Linked DNA regions of Homo sapiens: region 1 is linked to region 2. The links are chromatin loops, found by intact Hi-C in ENCODE. Cell type or tissue: tibial artery. All regions are shown on one strand. Each heading gives the region's core, and the rest is flanking DNA. Links, peaks and the distances in the headings are about the cores only.

The links. Peaks named below come from ENCODE experiments on the same cell type or tissue, not always from the same donor. Only the 100,000 strongest peaks of a DNase experiment are listed, where the experiment ranks them.
Region 1: a loop joins it to region 2, with 2.8 times the contacts of the local background. A loop is called at or near these places in 24 of 110 quality-filtered maps.

Annotation. Positions count from the first base shown.
Region 1 is chr9:34,973,204-34,980,619 of GRCh38, forward strand. PHF24 (PHD finger protein 24) reads left to right here. Exons shown (of 8, transcript NM_015297.3): 4 at 2,949-3,027; 5 at 3,332-3,537; 6 at 3,880-4,040; 7 at 4,343-4,438; 8 at 4,812-7,416. The coding sequence ends at 4,908. Among named protein-coding and RNA genes, the nearest start is that of DNAJB5-DT, 12 kb to the right of the region's middle. In tibial artery, for the core only: no CTCF peak of the experiment used is centred there; a DNase peak (open chromatin) is centred at 3,228.
Region 2 is chr9:34,908,716-34,916,131 of GRCh38, forward strand. It overlaps a transcript of PHF24 not described here. Among named protein-coding and RNA genes, the nearest start is that of SPATA31F3, 17 kb to the left of the region's middle. In tibial artery, for the core only: no CTCF peak of the experiment used is centred there; no DNase peak of the experiment used is centred there; H3K27me3 peaks cover 249 bases.

The DNA.
Region 1 (7,416 bases), core at 1,240-6,239, 64 kb after region 2:
AGTCTATAGTTGTCATTCATTGTATCCATATGAAAACTAACCTGAGATCCTAACCAGCTTGCTTCCAGTAGGGGTAGATTCTATCACAGGAAAACTTCCTAGGCCTGAGATCCTCACTCAGCCTGCCACCTGACTCATAAGCATTTGCTCTTCCTCTTTGAAGTGGTTATTATGTGAATTAAATGACAAAGCTCTATTGATTCAGAACTTCGCAAATTATATATAAATGCCTTCTAACTTTTAATGAAGGACAGAGTCTAAGGTTTCCATTGAAAGCCAGATTTATATCCATTTCTCACTACACCTGAATAGAGTTCAAGTCTTGCCTTATTGATCTGTTGTCCTGCAGATATCGTCATTGTTTATTGATTTCAGAGTGAGGAGCACCTGCTGATCCCCCCTTCTTCCTGCTGCTTAGACGAAAGCAGAGATGTGCCACTTTCTAACAAATAACTCTTCCTCTATGGCTTGTTATGGAACAGCTATTTTCAGCCACTGAAACACCTGTCCCCATGGAGTACACTGCAGCAGACCCTGCTGTACCGGCGACCTTCTCTAGTGCCTGTCACCCCTTCCAAATGCCATCCTTTCATCTCGGCCACTCTGCTTTGCGGTGTGCTGCTGCTATAGGACTGGGGTGAAGGGGTCACCTCCCTAACCCCCAGGAACACACTGCTCCCTCCCCAGCTTCCTGACACAGTCCTACCATCATTGCCACCATGCTCCACTGGGCTTTTTACAGAGCCTCCTTCCAAGTACCTCTCCTTTCTTTCCTTCCCTTCACAGCCAACAAATCTTCTTCTTCTTTTTTTTCTTTTTATGAGACAGGGTCTCACTGTGTCACCTGGCTGAAGTGCAGTGGTGCGATCGTAGCACTGCAGCCTTGAACTCCTAGACCTAAGCAATCCTCCTGCCTCAGCTTCCTCAGTAGCTGGGACTACAGGCACAAGCCATTGCACCTGGCCCCACAGCCAAACTTCTTAAAAGAATTTCACCATCTCCTATGGTTTTTCAACCACCTATCATATAATCTGACATCTGCATCCATCATTCTGCAGAACTGTTGCTTCCTAAGGTCACCAGTCACCTCCTAATTGTCAAGTCCACTGACCTTTTCTGAGGCATCTTCTTACTTGATCTCTCTGAAGTATTTATTACTTCTTTATTCCTCTCTCTTTTCTTTAGGATTTAAGTATTTTTATGAGAATTATTGCATAAGATATGGAAATGAGAGAAAATAGAAAGTCAATAAAATCCCACCTCAGTGGTGTAACCACCGTTAACATTACCTCCCACATTCTGCAGCTGTCTTTGCTTGGTATCCAGTACCTTCTTCTCTACTGATGCTCTTCCAGCCTTAGTCTCTGACCATTCTTTCTCAATGCCCTTTGTTAGTTTCTTGTCTCAGTCCTGTTTCTCAGGGTTCTGTTGTTTAATACTCTTCTTTTCTCACTGCGCCCTCTTTGGTGACTTCATCTACAGCCACCATCTAAACACTAATGACTCCTATTTCTGTGTGTCCAGACCTAAATTTCCTGTCTCTTGCACTTATCCACCTTGATATCTCACAAGTACTTCACACTCATCATGCCCCAAAATGAACTCATCTTTGCCCCCAAACCTGCTCTTCCTCCACTCCTTATCTCTGTGAATAGTAATACCATGCCCCAGTTACCAATTCCAGTTCAATCTCTCCCTCATGCCTCACATCCAGTGAGTCATCAGGTCCTGATGATGCTGCCTCTAATATCTCTCTTCCCTTCTTCATTCTCATGTCTCAGTTTAGCTGCTCATCATTTCTTGCCTGGACTGTTGCGGCAGCCCCCAACTGCTCTCCACACCTCCAGACTCTGCCGCTCTAATCCATCTTCCACACAGCAGCCAGAGATCTGACCACGGCACTCCCCACTTGAAAACCCTTTGGTGGCTCCCTTTTGCCCTCAGAATAAAGGCCTAATTTGAGGGGCTCGATAAAGGGTATTGGAGGTACTTCATAGTAGGCCCCCTCCTTCCCTCACACACACACTCACATGTACTCCAAACCTCAGCCACACTGAACATCTCACAGTGTTACACACCACTGTGGCGCCCAGTGTTTACTAGGTGCTCAGTAGGTGTTTATTGAAAGTATGGTTTGAAAGAAAAATACAACTATTATATATTAGTTTTTAAAAAGTGTTATGGAAGAAAAAGAATGGTTTGAGTTCTTTATGAAATCCACGTATGAATACTCATGAAATATCTGCTCTTGTACTTTGCGGGTATCTCAGAGGAAGAAAATGACCTTGTACTAGAAAGGATCTTTGATAGTTTAAAGACTGTATGGTAACGTCAACACAATAAGATATTGGTGCTCCTTTGGAATTAAAACTTCTGTGGCACTACAAAAAAACTCATTTGGCTTTAGGAGCCTTGTAATAATGGCATCTTTTAAAACCATTCTGGGGTTATTTAAAGTGATACAACCCACTTGGAGCAGAGCTAGGATTAAACTTTTTTTTTTTTTAACTAAAATACATTTTTAGCACAGCCTAACACAGAAGCCAAGTAGATAAAAGGGATGGAGATGGAGCCGCTCTGCTTGATGGAGATAGGGATTCACAACCTGCCTACTCACTAGCCCCCTTATTCCCTGCAGCAGCTTCCTAAGGCACTTCCAAGAAATCCCTAGGTTAGCTCAGAGGAGAAAACCACTGTTTTAGTAAAGGGACTCAGTGCTGGAGTCAGGATATCTGGGTTCTTGGGGAAGATTCTGCCCCAGAGTAAAGACAACTCTGGCCAAGTCCTTTCTCCTCTCTGGGGCCTCAATCTCATTGATTGTGAATAGGAGGCTGGGATTAGATGATCTTGGAACTGCTTTCCAGTTGAAATTCTATTTCTAGCCCCCTTGACCCTGGCCTTTCTTACTGGCCTGTATGGCCACCGACTCAGCTCTTCCTTATTTTCAGGACAACATCAACTTGCTGCTTACTGAGGAGGAAATGTATAGCCTCACGGAGACCTTTCAGCGGTGTAAAGTCATCCCTGGTAAGGTTGGGTGGTGCTGCATGGATGGAGAGGGGCCGGGCAGATTTCTCCTTCAGGCTTTCTAGAATGAACCATGAAAGGAGTGTTCCATATTTAGTGGGTAGAGGGTAAATGAGTCCTTGTTCCTGAGTTGTTGGCCAGCAGAGTCACCTATCCCTGTCACAGCCTGGGTGACCCTGGCCATGGGAGGCAGAGACTTAGCAAGAGCTGTGGGTTTGGGGGCCCCGAGGGTGCCCTGGAGGTGATGGAGGTGCCCTGAGGCTGAGGAAGGATGGGCATGGCTAGCACGGGGTGCCTCCCACAGATTGCTCCCTGACACTGGAGGACTTTCTGCGTTACCGCCACCAAGCAGCCAAGCGGGGGGACCGTGACAGGGCCCTGAGTGAGGAGCAAGAAGAGCAGGCGGCCCGCCAGTTTGCTGCCCTGGACCCTGAACATCGAGGCCACATAGAGTGGCCTGACTTCTTGTCCCATGAGTCCCTCCTGCTTCTGCAGCAGTTGCGTCCCCAGGTGAGGGCCAGTTGGGGCAAATGTTCCTGGGATACTGGGTGACAAGGGCCTGGGAGGCACGCTGGGCAGATTGGGGGAGCACTGGGTCCTGCTCAAGCAGGGACAAGTATCAGGAATGGGCTCAGGTTCCATCCAGTGACAGATGATCTGGTGCCCAGGCTGAGGAAACTGCGTGAGGAAGACTGATCTGCCCTGGGCCGCACTGGAAGTGCTGATGCCTCCAGAAGGGCTCTGGGCAGCTTCTAAGGGAGGTTGCAAAGGTGGTAATGGAGATAGGATTCTCTATGGCTTGGCAGTTTACAAGATATCTTCACCTCTAAGATCTTGTCTCTTCTTCCCCAGAACTCTCTGTTGAGGCTTCTGACAGTGAAGGAGCGGGAGCGAGCCCGAGCCGCCTTCCTGGCTCGGGGCAGTGGGAGCACCGTCAGTGAGGCAGAGTGCCGCCGGGCCCAGCACTCTTGGTTTTGCAAACGGTTCCCAGAGGCTCCTTCCTGCAGTGTCAGGTCTGCTCCTTACCAGTCCTGGTCCCCACTCAGCCTCTCCTCCTCCCTTTTCCATGCCAGTGGCCCTTCCATACCTCCCTGCTCCCCCTGCCAACAGCCGAGAGAGGAGCCTCCTGTGCATTAGGTAGAGGATGGTGATGCCTACGGGCCAGGGCATAGGACAGCCTCTGCCTTCAACTCGGTGTTGCCACATGTCAGAAGAGCCTGGATGAGCATGTCCAGAGCCTTGGGCTTACCAGAGTTTGGGAGGGGGCAGGCATTTCACTATCCCACTCCTAACCACGTGTCCTCATGCCCAGCAGCATCAGCCATGTGGGTCCCATCGCAGATAGCAGCCCAGCCAGCAGCAGCAGCAAGAGTCAGGACAAGACCCTGCTGCCCACAGAGCAGGAGTCCAGGTGAGTAGGACCTCCTCACCTGGCCATTTGTACCCTCTGAACCCCCACAAAACACACAAGTAAGAGAGGGCATTACCCACTCCCACTCCAAAACAGCAAGCGCCCACCCAAGAAACCAGGCTCCAAGAGTGCACATTTGACCCAAGTCTATAGGACCAGCCAGCTGGTCTGTTGGCCTGGTAGCACAGCCAGCCATAGCCAGGTCAGGCATGAGCCAAGCTTCCCTGAGTTTTGTGTAGCTCAAGCCATGCTGCCCCTGGGATCAGGGCTCACGCGTCTTCAAACCAGCCTCCTCAAGCCATGCTGCCCCTGGGATCAGGGCTCACGTGTCTTCAAACCAGCCTCACGACTCTGTTCTTTGCTTCCACTCCAGATTTGTGGACTGGCCTACCTTCCTGCAAGAGAATGTCCTCTACATCCTGGCTGCTCGCCCCAACAGCGCAGCCATTCACCTGAAGCCCCCAGGATAGCATGGAGCAGAGAAGCTCGGTTTGAGGACAGTGACATCCTCTCCCTCCTTTCCTTTCTCCCTTCCCCCACCAACCTCTGGCACAGAGACTCATGGGGTTGGGACACTGCCAGCGTCTTAACTTGTCACTAAGCTTTAAGGCACTGAAATCACCATTCCCCTCACAATAGAGGCAGTGAATGCATTGCCACAAGGAGAAGCCCTGGGAGCTGTGGCAGCATCCTCTCCTGGACCGCCCCTGCCCCACATCATAGACGGGACCTGCCACCACACTTATATACATGTGCACATGCTGCCCAGCTGTCCATGCCTTCAGAAGCCTGGTTCTTTTTGGTTGAGAAAGGACCAAAGTCCCTTTGTGAAGCCCCTGGTATAGAGGAGGGGGTCTCTACTCACCCCTTCTATAGGCAGGCCAGTTCTAATTTCCAATAGATAAGTCTCTGGCCAAGTGATTCTTAGGAAGGGGGCATGTCAGACTCGCATGCCTGCCTAGAGCTCCTGGAGATCCTAATGGGCCCCGCTTTCTCCACCAAAAATCCCTTCTGCAGTCAGCTGCTGTTACTAGTAGGTGTGCATTATGTACCTCGGCTGTACTGAGTTGGGAAAAGAGTTAAACATCACCACTGAAATTCAGCCCTTTATTTATTTAAATTCCAATTCCTGGTGACAGAAAAGGCAACTAGCCTGGAGAATCCTGACTGGAAGAGGGGGAGGCAGCCCTTCCCAGGGACTCGGGATTCTAGGAACCTCTCAGTCAGGTCACCTGAGTCCAAAAGTCTTTAGCAGGGTAGTCAAAAATCAAGGTGAGCCTTCTTGGCCCCATTTTTCAGATGGTAGCTCATGGCCTAGGGCCAAGGGGGCCTGAATGGAGCAAACACACTGGCAGGAGCCACAGCCCTCTGTGTTAGATGCTTCACCCAAGTCACCGACCACAGAGACTGACGAGAGCACACTCTGGAGGAAGAGGAGAGAACGGGGCTCTGCTTCCTCATCATTCCAGCTCAACTCAACTGTAGACACCTTCCACAGCCCAAGAAAGATCTGCAGAGCCCTGAGCAGGGACTCTTTCAGCCATCCTGACAAACAGGATAAGAGGCTGGGGCTTAAGAAGAGGCTCTGCAGAGAAGGTCCTGGGAAAGCCTTACAGAAGAAGTTTTCCGCTTCTCCCTATCACTGAGACTCGGCTTGAGTGGCTGCTTCTCCTCACTGCTCATCACATGTCCTTCCCCAGCAGGCTAGGGCTTGGGCCTGGCATGGAAGGCCTTTTGGGGCAATCAGAGGCTGCCACAAGAGCACCAAGCCTGGCCTCCAAGCCCCAGCCCTCCTTCCTAAGTACTCATCAAATTCAAATTCTTCAGTCCGTGTGTTATGGCTCATCTTGGCCGGCCGTGGGGTCCATGTTCTAGGCTTCTGTTTCCAACTTAATGACTTAGGCATAGCGAGATCTGACTACCAAGAGTTATTCAAAAGGGAGTGGAGTGCAGTCATGCAGAAGCAAACACGTCTTCATTGCTCGAGGCCCTTGTGCTAAATCGGGTGCGTACAGAAGAACACACACCGCTCGGTGCTGAATGTTTCGAGGAAAGCAAGGAGCTGCGGCCAGGGGCTTCTTGAGAGCCCTGTGTAGTCTCCTCCTGTAGGAACCACCTTAGCTGGAAGCAGGGTGGTGAGCTGCTGGGGTTGGATTATTTGGGACTGAAATGAAGCAGACAGGAGACAAATCTGGGCTCAGGTGTATGGCCCACAGCTTTTAGAAATGCTCTTCAGCCGTCCCCCAGGATTGATCCATAGGAGGGGCCATTATTCAGTCTAGTCAAAACAAGAAAGCGCAGGACTCCTGGGCCTAAGAACTGCATCTGAAGCAGCCAGGCCTGGGGTTTTGCACTGAGATGAAAGCACATTAAGCACAGGGGCTCTTACCTACTCTCCTGGCAAATCATCTCCTGTGCCACTGGCCTTGGGCTGCTCGATCTCACAGACGGGGCATTTTGAGTAGAGACAAGCTCTGGGCTTTGAGAGCTGAATAGCATTTTTCTCCTGCCTCATCAGTCACAGGGACTGGAAGTCCATCTTGTTCCCTGATCCTTCACAGATCAAGGTGATGCCTACCTCTTTGGAGCTGCTGCCTCTAGCTCTCCACGGGTGAGTGAGGAGAGTTGGTGGGCCAGGTCAGGCCTGCCGTATTCCAGGGCCTGGCAAAGCAGCCCCAGAGTTCTTCCACAACAGGAACAGGCCCATTTGGATCACGCTTCTCCCTATTCCAGAACAGCAAACTTCCTGGGTGAGGGCCTGCTACAGAGATCCCAGGGGACACTTCCCTCAGCAAAGAGTAGAGTTCCCATCCCACAAGAGTCCTAGGAAGCAGGAAAGCACGAAGGAGCAGCCAGCCTCTTCTCCACAGGCAGTCATCTAGCTTTTTACCAAAGGGGAAGTGCCGTTGCTCCCCAAGTCCAGAGTTGCAGACGCCCTGCCCCAACCCCCGTCCAGAATCTCCCTTTGCAGTGTTCTA
Region 2 (7,416 bases), core at 1,504-6,503:
AAGCCTCCATAGTATGGTGTCCTTTGGACAGACTTTGTCTCGGGTCACCACTTCAAATCCTTATAAGGACTTCTTTCTCAATCTTATTTTATCTTACCTCATCCTTTTTTTCTTTTCTTTTCTTTTCTTTTTTTTTTTTTTTCTTTTTTTGAGACAGAGTCTCACGTCGTCGCCTGGGCTGGAGTGCAGTGGTGCGATCTTGGCTCACTCCAACCTCCACCTCCCAGGTTCAAGCAATTCTCCTGCCTCAGCCTCCCAAGTAGCTGGGATTACAGGGTGCCTGCCACCATGCCCGGCTAATTTTTTGTATTTTTAGTAGAGATGGGGTTTCACCATGTTGGTCAGGCTGGTCTCAAACTCCTGACCTTGTGGTCCACCTGCCTCAGCCTCCCAAAGCGCTGGGATTACAGGTGAGCCACCATGCCCGGCCCCCTTTTTCTCTTTTTTAAGAGATGGGGTCTCACTATGTTGACTAGGCTGGCCTCGAACTCTCAGGCTCAAGCTTCCTAAACAGCTGGGATTGCAAGAGCACACCGCTATACCTGGCTCTTCCCTTATCTTATCTTTGTGTCTTTGGGGACTAATTTGTTTAGTTTTGTCTGCCCAACTTGGGAGGTTTAGCTAGCCTGTCATCAGTGGCAGCCTGGCCTTTGGCCAAGCTCTGGACAAGCACCATCCTATGGACCATTGACATTTCACGTGTTCTGCCTCATCCCAAACTGAGCCTCATCTAGGCCAAATGCTCAATTCCTGTATGGTTTCTCACTATCACATTATCTTGTATGCTTCTCTGTCTGTCACAATTTTACCAGGGACCGTTTGCAATTGCAGCAAACACTTAAGTGAACTATTTACAGAGACTACTTTGTTCTTTTGAGAGGTACCTTAGAACATAAAGAGAAGAAATCCTTTTTTTTTTTTTTTGAGACGGAGTCTCGCTCTGTCGCCCAGGCTGGAGTGCAGTGGCGCGATCTCGGCTCACTGCAAGCTCCGCCTCCCGGGCTCACGCCATTCTCCTGCCTCAGCCTCCCGAGTAGCTGGGACTACAGGCATCCGCCACCATGCCTGGCTAATTTTTTCTGTTTTTTGGTAGAGACGGGGTTTCACTGTGTTAGCTAGGATGGTCTGGATCTCATCTTCTGACCTCGTGATCTGCCCGCCTTAGCCTCCCAAAGTGCTGGGATTACAGGCGTGAGCCACCGCGCCCAGCCGAAGAAATCCTTTTAAGGAGGTTTTTCATCTTGCCTGATTAAGATGGAGTGATTGTTTTGTTTCATGTAGAAGACACCCCTCCTTCATTTCTGTACTTCAGGAGTTAATAAATGCTGGCTTTTAAATTGTATCACTTATAAAATTGTGGAAGGTCAGAGCTACTGTTTCAACCAGCCATAATAACTCTCTGTTGTATGTCTATATGTGAAAATGGGTTTTCCTGCATCTAAGCTTTCTCTCCTCTCCTTGAAGAAGGAATATAATTAGTCTTCTACAGTATTCATATTTGTCTGAAGCCAGTTTTGCCTCTTTTTTTTTGGCTCACCACTATGCTAATGAGGATCTCCTCTCTTTTGTTCTGTTCCTTTCCCTCCTTTTTTCCCCTCTCTTGGAAAACATTAAAAATTAACTTAGAAATAAAAGTCACTCTGTTATTACGTGCATACTCTAGGAATAACTAGTCCAGATAAGCAGCCAAAAATGTCTAAAAGATCTTGAAAATTTCTAAGAGAGTAGATTTTAAGTGTTCTCGCTACATACATACAAAATAAGTATGTGAGGTAGTACAAATGTTAATTAGCTCAAATTAGCCATTTCATAATGTATATTTCAAAACAACATACATGATAAACATATATAATTTGTATTTGTCAATTAAAATATGTAAGTAAATGTTTTTAAAGTCTAAAATCTTTATTAAACTGTTAGGGTTTCTTTTTGTGAACACTTAAAAGTGTATTTACATAGTAGTCTATGTTACTAAGTTATGAGATAAAAAGAAATAGATTTAAAGACTAAGGGGTTTTGTCATGATTCAGAGTCTCTAACTTTTAGTTTACCCTATAGAAAATAATGGCATATTTATCTTTAGATATATATGACTTGTATCTTGTCTTCTTTTTTTTTTTCAATTGAGATAGAGTCTCATTCTGCCACCCAGGCTGGAGTGCAGTGGCAGGAACATAGCTTACTACAGCTTCCATCTCCCAGGCTCAAGCAATCCTTCTGCCTCAGCTTCCCAAATAGCTGGGACTATAGACACACATCATCACACCTGACTAATTTTTTTGATTTTTAGTAAAGACGAGATCTCATTATGTTGCTCAGACTAGTCTTGAACTCCTGAATTCAACTGATCTTCCCACCTTGGCCTCCGAAAGTGCTGGGATTACAGGCATGAGCCACCATGCCCAGCCTATTTTGTCTAATTACTAACTATTCTTGGTTTTGCCTATCTAAAAGTCAGTCAGACTTTTTTTAAAAAAAAACTATAAAGTTGTCTTTTATGAATAAACTATATTTATAGGGTTTTCTTTTCTTTTCTTTTTCTTTTTCTTTTTCTTTTGAGACAGAGTCTCTCTCTGTCACCCAGGCTAGAGTGCAGTGGCATGATCTTGGCTCACTGCAACCTCCACCTCCTGGGTTCAAGCAATTCTCTGCCTCAGCCTCCCAAGTAGCTGGGATTACAGGTGCCCGCCACCACGCCTGGATAATTTTTTGTATTTTTAGTAGAGGCAGGGTTTCACCATCTTGGCCGGCCGGTCTTGAACTCCTGATGTCGTGATCCACCCGCCTCAGCCTCCCAAAGTGCCGGGATTACAGGCGTGAGCCACCGCGCCCGGCCTATGGGGTTTTCTAAAATGGCCATTAGGTACCATGGAGATTTGCTCCTTCAACCCATAAAAGGAAGGACAATAGGAATAGTTAGTTTTGTCTAGAAATTTTCCAAATTTCAGTTAATTCAAGCCTGCTATGTGAACTCTTTTGTTTATCAAATTTAAGATTTAAAAAAAAAAAACTGTCCAGCCCATGTCTAGCCAAGTTGCAGCCTATCTCCCCCACTGATTGTAACAAAAATTCTGGAAAAATACAAGAAACAACTATCTAAGAACTCTGAGAAGTAGAAGTAGCAGTTGGCTGTGAAGGAAAGTCAAAGCCTGAAGAACAATCCAAATGGAGGCAGTGAGTTTCCTGGGTTGTTTTCTTCCTTTACCTACCAATTTCGATCCAAAGGCAACCTGAGTCGGGGAACTATATAGCAGGAACAGATAGCAAAAACTGAGAAAATCCCATTTTTCATGGCCATAGGTCTGGAAAAGATGGACCAAGCAAGCTAGAGAGTGTAGAGAGAATCCTTGGTTTTATTTTTCTCTTTTCATCCTTTCCAAACCATGCCCAAGACCAGCCCTGGTCATACGGCTGAGCTGTCATGTAGGCAGTGGTACAGAAACCCAGAACCCTGAGAGAAAACCTGTTCCTCTGGAAGGAGGAACTGGGGGAAAAAATGCCTCTGAAGTAGGAAGAGTGTGTGTGGGTGGATGGAAGAGTTCCTGTTACTTTTCTCTCTCTCTTTTCTCTAACTACCTTGTCCTGAGTGTAGACCCAATCACACAGAACTGTATGATTATGGTGGCCACAACTCTAGGAGAAACTCCAACTCTCTACGAAAGGACTGGTAAAAAGGGGCTCCTGAGAAACAAAGAATGTATTGAAAATCCGGCAGAGGAGAGAGGGGGATAAGGGATCCCCAACTTCCATGTGCATTGTCACAAGTCCATACTCACCACTAAGCTGTGTATGTTCAGAACACATGAAAAAAAACACATAGCAAAAGCTTTGAGAGCCGAACTGCCATATAGCCCATCACCTATGTCCCAGACTAACCTCTAAGTAGTGCATGCAAAGAGCAGACCCAAACAGCATAGCAAATACTTTGAAAACTGAAGTCTTTGGAACTACTGCCCACAGAAAGTGACAGAACTTTCCATCCAAACCTAACAGGGTTAACTTCCTGCTAAAATAACAACAACCAACATTCTGCAGAGGACTTAAATAGGCCCGGAGTCTCACAATTTAGTACACAAAATGTCTAAGATTCAACCTATTAAGAATTAAGAAAATGTAACCAATTCTTAAGGGAAAAATAATCAATAGATGTCAACCCCAAGATGTTGACATTATTAGACAAATACCTTAAAGTGGCTATTATGTGCATCTTCCAGAAGGTAAAAGTAAACACTATTGAAATAAATAGAAATATAGAAGCTCTAAGCAAAGAAATATAAATTATAAAAAGGAACCTATTGGAAATTTAAAACTGAGAAATACAGTATCTGAAATAAAATATTTACTGGACACAGTTGAGAGCAGAATGGAAATGACTGACCAATCCACGAACTTGAATTTGGACCAATAGAAATTTTCAATCTGAAAAACAGAGAAAAAAAAATTGGAAAAAAAAAGATGAGTACAATCATGAGGACTTTGGGGACAATATCAAAAAGATAAAATTCACGTCAGTGGAATTCCAGGAGAGGAGAAAAAGATTGGTGTAGAAAATATATGCGATGATATAATAGCTGAGAATTACCCAAATTTAGTAAAGTTATAAATTTACAGATATGAAATCTCAGTGACCCCCCAAACAGGAATGAATTCAAGAAAACCATGCCCTAACATAGGAGGAAATTGCTTGATTTCATTTTCCCATCCTGGAAAATTCAACTTAACTCTATTGATAGAATACGTTTCACAGAATTCATTATTAAAGAACTCTGCAAAATCTTTATCTTTTGCTTAGAAATGCTATCATTTTATTATCCATAAACTTCAGAAAATGTAAAGAGAACTGATTAAGGAATTCTAAAATTAAACCTAGCAAAGTTTAGTTTTCAAAAACCCTTTAATTTCTATGGCCTAAAGCAGGGTTCAGCAAACCCTGACACAGCTAGAGAGTAAATAATTTAGGTTTTGTGGATTTTGCGGTAGAAAAGACTCCTCCAATCTCCTGCCTCTATAGATGGTATAGGTCTGGCTCTCGTACTCTCAGGGCACAGTAGGTAAAGAGAGCAAGGAGCATTCAGCTTTCACTACGGTACACTCACTCTTAGCTGTGCCTGGTCCAGGTGAGTCCAGGGTCTCTCTGCATTAATTTTTCTGGAGCATAAACCTTTAGGCTTTGTCCTTTTGTGGGAGAAGGAGTGTTAAAAGTTTGTGAGGAGCAGAAGAGGAGATTTAGGTGTCTATTCTTATACTTTCAACCCCACTTTCAGAGGTAGCTGCCACCAAATCCTGAGCCTTTAGAGTTATTTGGCTTTATTCTTGTATAGTCACTTCACAGATATTTAGCCTTGTCCTTTCTCAGGTCTCCTAAATCAATTACTACTAGTCTATCTGTTTTTCAGCTTGCAAAATTTTGTTGACAATTTTTATTTACTGTCATCTCCCTCTTCCTCCATCTGCTTTCCCATTTTCTTTAATATCATGGGTTTTTTCCTTCTTAAAAAAATATTTTATGTCATTATAGCAGGGTAAATTAATGTGTTTAAATTTACCTGGAAATGTAAGTCTCAACAGGATATAGGTAGATATAGCATTTATTAAAAGTTAAGTTTGCTGGAAAACAGTAAGTTCCTTCAATATATAATCTAAGCTCTTTTTTTCCACTCAGGAACATTTTATTCTCTTGTACCTTGCATTATTACTTCTTTTTTTGTTGGTTTTCCTCCCCATTCCTACAATAAAAGTCTTTTATTCCTACATTTGATTTTCGTCCTTTGGTCTCTATATCTATCGTCTTCTCTTATAATGTCTACTTTGGAGTTTTAGTTTTGTTTTTGTTTTTACAGTCTGGAAGTACTTCTCAATTGTATCCTTATACAACAGAAATCTCATTTTTCCATGAATCTCATGTCGGTTCTGCTTCTTACACAACTTTTGTTTCATTGAAATCTATTCTTTCTCAGCTAACATTCCTTTCATCTCTATTTACATCACATTTGGGTTACTAGTCTTTTCCAATCATCTAAATGCCTTCCTGTGATCACTTGCTTTTCTTTTTCCCTCTTTTTCCTTTGTTTTATTTTTCTTTTTTTGATAGACAAGGTCTTGCTCTGTCACCTAGGCTGAAGTGCAGTGGTGCAATCATGTCTCACTGCAGCCTCGACTTCCTAAGTTCAAGGGATCCTCCTGCCTCAGCCCCCTGAGTACCTGGGACTACAGGTGTGTGCCACCATGCCTGGCTAATTTTTTTTTTTTTTTTTTTGGTAGAGACAGGTCTCACCATATTGCCCAGGTTGACACATTTCTTTTTTCTTTTCTTTTTTTTTTTTTTTTTTTTTTTTGAGACAGGGTTTTACTTTGTCACCCAGGCTGGAGTGCAGTGGCACGATCACAGCTCACTGCAGCCTCGACCTCCTGGGCTCAAGCTATCCTCCTGCCTCAGCCCTCCAAGTAGCTGGGACTACAGGTGCATACCACCATGCCCTGCTAAATTTTTGTATTTTTTGTAGAGACGGGGTTTCACCAGACACATTTATTTTATTGAAAACCCATTAAGCAGATATCATAGTTCCTAACATGTGCGTCTGCTTTTCCTAGTCAAAGCATTTTCAGCAGCATGTCTTTCCAAGTCTTCAGGGATGATAGTTCTATTTTCTTTACAATGCATATTGTCACTAGTCCATGTTGGCAGGTTGGCCTTTTTTTTTTTTCATCCTTGAATGAAAATTGAAGTAGGTAGTCCTCATTTCATATTTTGAACAAGAAACATTAACACCAAAACAGTAGGCAGAACCAAAACCTGCACAGAAGTATCAAAGCTAGAAATGCCAAGAGGGAAATTTTAAGGGTTCACAAAGTAAAGAAGATCAGAGGCAGGTATCACCTGTTTCCATTGCAATCAGAGAACAGGTAAGTCCAGACATGGAACATGTGGACATTTCTTTTGTGGATCAGAAGGTAAGGATCGTCTGGGATATAATGACTAGGAACCATGGAGGTGGAAAGATTCTTTGACAAACAGAATTGTGGTGATTTGTGCAGAAAGGAGCTTAAGATTTGATGATTGGATTCGTCCTCTTAGGGGTGGTATCCTTGTTATGGTTTGGCTCTGTGTCCCGACCCAAATCTCACCTTGAATTGTAATAATCCCTACATGTCAAGGGTGGGACCAGGTGGAGATAACAGAATCATGGAAGCGGTCCCCCCCCACACCACCCCACCACCAACCCTGGTGCTGTTCTCGTGGTAGTGACTGAGTTCTCACAAAATCAGGTGGTTTTATAAGGGGCTTCTGCCTTCGTTCGGCACTCATTGTCTCTCCTGCTTCCCTGTGAAGAGGTGCCTTCTGCCATGATTGTAAGTTTCCCAAGGCCTCCCCAGCCATGTAGAGTGTCAGTCAATTAAACCTCTTTATAAAGTACC